Linked DNA regions of Homo sapiens: region 2 is linked to region 1. The links are chromatin loops, found by intact Hi-C in ENCODE. Cell type or tissue: IMR-90. All regions are shown on one strand. Links, peaks and the distances in the headings refer to the core of each region. The heading gives the core; the rest is flanking DNA.

Region 1 (2,919 bases), core at 166-2,665:
TGTTCAGTGAAACTCACTCAACACGCCACAGTTTCAAAAGCATCATCCTGGAGGATGTTGCCATTTGGCCAACGGGGTGGGTGGCCCCACATTTTTGAGGGGCTCTGTTTTCTTTGAATATACATTCAGCACCCCCACAGTCCAGCCCACTCAGTAAGTGGTCACTATCATTGCTCTCATGATTGTGGTGGTGAAAAATACAAAGGCTTCCCCAGAAATGGCAATTTTTTGCAATTAACAGCACGTAAAATAGCCTCCTTTTGGTTAAGACTTTAGAACTGAAACTTGCTAGTGGGGCAAGACGAAGGAGGAAAAAGAGCTGGAGGACGTGTGTCTACACTGAAGGCAGGACGGAATCTACAGAGTGCCTCTGCTGCTGTGCTTACCACGTGGTTCCCTTTCTCCCTGCACTTGGACCAGACAGGCAAGATTCACCAGATGTGCAACCTTTGCCCGGCTGGAAAAACCAGAAACCCAAAGCCATAGTAGACATTTCCATAGGGATTTCTTACCTCTTTTGGTCTGGACCGACCCAATGATTAGTTACTGAATTTGACCCTCGATTGTATTTCTGAAGCTCCAGGTTGGAAATGGGGTGAGTGGGTGAGAAGGAGCGGCCCTGGCTCCGGCTCCTCCCCACACCCAAACTCTTCCTGTCCTTTCCAGCTGTCTCAGACACAGGCTTGGGGAAGGAAGAGATACACACAGGGAATGGGAAAGAGGATTAGGAAAAGGTGCGGAAATGGGAAAAGGAAGGGAGAAGAGTGGGAGAGAGGAGAAGGGAAATCAGGGGACGTACTCCAGAGCAAATTTTTACCAGATGAAGAGAAAAAAAGAGGAAAGGCTCTTTAGCTTTCACTCCACCTCACGCATGGACTTAGGAGAACTCGACTACAGGACTCAGTTTTTGAAACTAGCTTCTGGAAGGATTCAGAACTCACTGAGTTTCACGAAAAATGAAAATTACCTGAGGAAAATGCTAAATGTTATTTAAGAATCACAGAATAAGGACTGCTCACTTTAGACAGGTTAATGTGTGGCTCTTGGATAAAAATTTAGAAAGAGGCAGCTGTTTGGAAAGTCCGGGAGGGGCACCAAGCCAGAGACCTGGAGCAGCTCGCAGCCCAGCCTTATGCTGGAGTAACCTGAGCCCTCAGAGAGTCCAGGAGGTGAGGCTACAGTCCAGCATTCTATTTTTAATTCACAGTGTGGAGATAAGAGTTAAATATAAAGCAGATTAAGACTTCCCTTAAATCTCCTCTATAAAAGAAAAACTGGAATTAATCTACAGGAGCACTCCATGGATAGCTCAATACCATCATTTTTTAAGAATAAAATTAGAAGCAGAAAACTGTGTCCTTATCCTTTTGACATCCAAGAATTATTGCCATGAAAGTACTACAGCCCATGAAATTACTTTCCAGGTTACACTCATTAGATTTAGCATTTTCATTCTGTAGACCTGTGGTTTTAACGGAAAAGAAAAGAAAAAAAAATCCCCTCCCTTCATAGTACAACTGTTCCCATACACTGGCCCATTAATGGGATGCTAATGAATGCGGAAGTCATTGTAAAATCACAAACGCAGAACTGAGAAGCAGATTTCAAACATCGATAGGCCTAGCCTTGTTTTGGAAATTTGGATCATGAGAGCATGGGACTCAGGTAGAGCCCTGCAGCCTGTGTTTTCTGCACACTGTAGCTAAAGAGGCCCTCAATTACAGGCTCGATTTTTAAAAAATTTTTAGTCATATTATACAATCACCATTATGGGTTAGACATTAAACAGATGCCAACCTAGCTACTACAGGCTTTGTCACTGGAAGTGTTAACCACATAACACGGCAGCAGCAGAGCAAAGAGATTAAGAGTTCAGGCTCTAGAGCAGTTGGCCAGGGTATGAACCCAAGCCCTACCAATTACTCACTGTGTGACCTTGGGCAAGTTGCTTAATCTCTCTGTGCCGGTGTTTCCACTTTTGAAAAGCGGAGATAATAATAGTCCGTGCCTCCAGTTAGGATTAATTGAGAAAATGTATGCAAAGCACTAAATCAGTTCCTGGCACCATAGTGTGTGCTCAACAGCAGTTGGTGGTTGTTAGTATTTTGTTGTTGGAGACGTGAGAGAAACGAATCTGAAATGGCTGTGCACTCCGGTGGCTGAGTTCAAACCTGCTGAGGTGTCTGGTCTTCACGACATCTCAGGCCTCATGCTGCAGAGGAAGAGGAACCAGTCACCTTCTCTGACGGTCTTCTGTGTATCTGAATCTATTGCCATGCACTGAGCCTTGCATGGTGTGTAATGCCTTGGTTTGTGTATTTACATCATTCCAGCAAGTCAGGATGCTTTTCTGAGCAACTCTCTGTTTGCATGGTGCCTTTAAATACACACAAGAATTACAAGGCAATCCTCTGTTTGTAGCCTACATGAAGGCCAGTTGGAGAGATTTCAAACACCCAGGAGATTCAGCAAACTCATTATAGGGTCTAATATAAGAAGGAACTGTATGTATGAGGAGCTGCTAGGATGCAAAGATGAGTAAGAACTGACCTCTGCTTTCAAGTCAACAATTAGCTGAGGGGCACAGTTAAGACGTAGGTGGATTGACTTTTGTGTTATCCAAACAACACAAACCCATTGTTACAGAGTCTCCAAAGATGAAACACCAAACAAGACACACCTTAGAGAGCAGCACAGCACAGATTCATTTCACAAATACCTACTGGGCATCATCATTTGCCAGGTTACTATTCTAGGTGCTGGGATATAGCAGTGAACAAAAGTCCCTGCCCTTGTGGAGCTGACATTCTAGTGGGCAAAAGAACAATAAATAGAAAAGCCCAAGAGTATGTGTATATACACACATATACACATGGATAGTACGTCAAGGCATGCTAAGTGTTACAAAGAAAAACACAG
Region 2 (2,919 bases), core at 176-2,675, 130 kb before region 1:
AATTTCAAGGAGGCTTGGATAGTTGCCTGCCTTCTCCAGAACAGTGGGATTAAAGGACTTCAAAGTTCAACTTCTGCCCCAAACTGTCCAGATACACCTAAACTCATAGAAGCAGAGTTCTCTTCCAGGGAGAGAAGGTTCAACTGCAACTTATGTAGACCTGATGAACCTATTTGACTGGTCTAAGATGCTTAGATCTAATGGTGTGTTCCTCGAGGGCTGAATCTGCTCGTTCAATTTTGTATCCCTAGCCTAGGACACAGAGACATTAAGTCCTCAATTCATGCAACTGGAAATGAATGAGACTATACTAAAGGTAATAGATTGGCTCTGAATGGGGAGGTAGGTAGATCATATATAGGTATAGATTTGCCTGGTTGATAAAAAGCCCGTGTTTAAGAAGCTAAGCATTAACCACATGGGGAATTTTGGACTAAGAAAAGACCATGAAGATGCTTAAAGGACACAGAAACAGATGAGATAAAGGAAAGAGCAGAGAAGAAGAGGAGGCACCTGATAATTTAAAAATCTTGTATTTACATAGCACTTTTTAATGTATTTTTATTTATGTTATTTTATTGATCTGTACAACATTCTTGTAAGCAAAGTAGAACAAGGATCATTATCACCATTTTATGGACAAGAAAGTTGCGGCTCAGAGATGGTTAAGTGTCTTGCCCAAGGTCACAACACTAAAATTGCAGATGGGCTCTTGGGCCTAGATCTTCTAAAGCATTTTGCAACTGTTAAGATTTGGAAGCAGAACTAAAACTGTGAAAAGAGTGAGAGAAGTGTTTCTCTTTACCCCTCCAACCATAAGGACCAAGGTTTGCCGAGTTGTAAGTTCTGTAAATAGACAAGAGTGTGCTGTGAACTGTAATTGAATGGGAACTGCCAATGGAGTTGTCAGACCCTGTACACTGTGCCTGGGTGCCCTGAACATAGCCTCTGAACCACCAGAAGTCTACACTGCCATCATTTAAGCACAGATGACTGTTTTTATGCCAAAGTCCTGCGTGGCCACGTGTTTCCACAGGCAGCAAAATTTTAGTATCCCTGTCTGGCTGGGCTTAAGTTTTTGGCAAGAATTCCCTCTTCCCTTGTGAACATCTTGGAAAGCTTTTAACTGAGCACAAAGATGTTTATTTTGAGAAGCAAAAGGGACTAACTAAATACGTCCAAAACCAATCTCTACCTCTCCCACCAGATGATCCTTACTTTTATCATGTAAGATATTTTGCTACCTCCACCATCTAATAGGCAGAGTACACAGGTGATACTATCGGGACTGCTCTGAAGAAAATGGTGACTTCTAGCCCTGGAGAGGTATTAAGAGTCTAGGGTGAAAAAGCATTGAGGGAAGTAGAAACGGACAGCAGTGGTGGTTGTAGGAGGGGAAGAGTGGTACTGTTATGAAACTGAACAACCAAACGTTATGTGGGTGCCCCCCAATTGCCCGATTATTTCTCAAGTATCTTTTTGGAATGGTTTTTACTCTGGTTTTAGAAGGAATCATGTCCACACATAGAATATAATTTGGCAGGCCTTAATAATAGTGTCAAATATCACATGGTCAATAACTTTTGGGGCATGTTGATATAAAATCGTGTCATTTTAGAATTATAATATACCTTAGGGTAACTGGTTCAAGTTTCTCATTTGAGAGATGAGGAAACTACGAATCAGAAAGTTAATTGACTCTCTTGAGGTCATACATACTTCAGTGGTAAACCTAGGGTTGTAAGGCAAAACTCTCGATTTTTGTGGTTATTGCAGTGTATTGTGAAATAGCTTTTCTGAAAGCTAACATTTCTTGTTTTTATTTTTTATTTTTTTTTCTTTCCACACTGAGTTTCTCACTCTTTTAAAACGCTATCAAACTTCCCTTCCAGTGCGTGAAGGGACCTAACAAAGAAAAGGCTGAAGTTAGCACAGGGAAAAGTACCTCTTCTAAAAGTTTGGCTCAGGGACACCAACTTCAAAATTTCCCTTGAAGTATTTAATAGAATTATGGTAGTTGGGGGGCAGGGGGAGTGACTTAAAATGGAGAGAAAAGGCCGGGCATGGTGGCTCATGCCTATAATCCCAGCACTTTGGGAGGTGGAGGTGGGTGGATCACTTGGGCCCAGGAGCTCAAGACGAGCCCAGGCAACATAGCGAAACCCTGTCTCTACCAAAAATTGCAAAAAATTAGCTCGGCATGGTGGTTCATGCCTGTAGTCTCAGCTACTCTGGAGGCTGAAGTGGGAGGATCGCTTGAGCTTAGGAGGTTGAGGCTGCAGTGAGCTGTGATGTTGCCTCTGCACTGCAGACTGGGTGACAGAATGAGACCCTGTCTCAAAAAAAAGTGTGTGTGTGTATGTGTGTGTGTGTGTGTATTGGAGGTGGTGAATGAATGTCTCATAAGTGAGAAGACAGATCCCTGAGGGTCTGGGGACAAATGAAAGCACACTGGTTTAGATCAAGATGAAGTCTGAATTTCTTCATAGTGAAAATTGCAAAAAATTTATGATTAGGTCCTTGAAGTTACTGTTTGTCTCAGCTAAACAGAGCCCTTTTTGAGGTATTAACTGGTATTAGAGAGAATAACATCACTAACCCCAACAGATGGTGTAAACTTATAAATCAGTCTTATCTGGAGAGACAGAAGATCAGTATGACTTGGATCAATGCTACCTTTATTCTTCTAGAACAAATGAATGTGTAGAGGCCAAGTGGGATAGGATGCCTCTGGGATCCCTCAGTACTTGTAAGTTCTTACACTCTTAATATTCAGTTTTCCCAGTCCTTGACTTTGTCCTTTATGATTGTACCAAGCACCATAGTGCCTTTGTCACCAAGTTCCATGATTTAAAAGTAGATATTCTGGGTTTTTTGCCAATACTAGGCAATCTTGGTTGCATTTCTCTAAGTACATTT

What was found. Peaks named below come from ENCODE experiments on the same cell type or tissue, not always from the same donor. Only the 100,000 strongest peaks of a DNase experiment are listed, where the experiment ranks them.
Region 2: a loop joins it to region 1, with 2.1 times the contacts of the local background. A loop is called at or near these places in 1 of 110 quality-filtered maps.

Annotation. Positions count from the first base shown.
Region 1 is chr4:128,589,187-128,592,105 of GRCh38, reverse strand. No RefSeq gene overlaps it. Among named protein-coding and RNA genes, the nearest start is that of LINC03140, 20 kb to the right of the region's middle. In IMR-90, for the core only: a CTCF peak has its summit at 1,188; no DNase peak of the experiment used is centred there.
Region 2 is chr4:128,714,647-128,717,565 of GRCh38, reverse strand. No RefSeq gene overlaps it. Among named protein-coding and RNA genes, the nearest start is that of JADE1, 94 kb to the left of the region's middle. In IMR-90, for the core only: no CTCF peak of the experiment used is centred there; a DNase peak (open chromatin) is centred at 1,735; H3K27ac peaks cover 262 bases.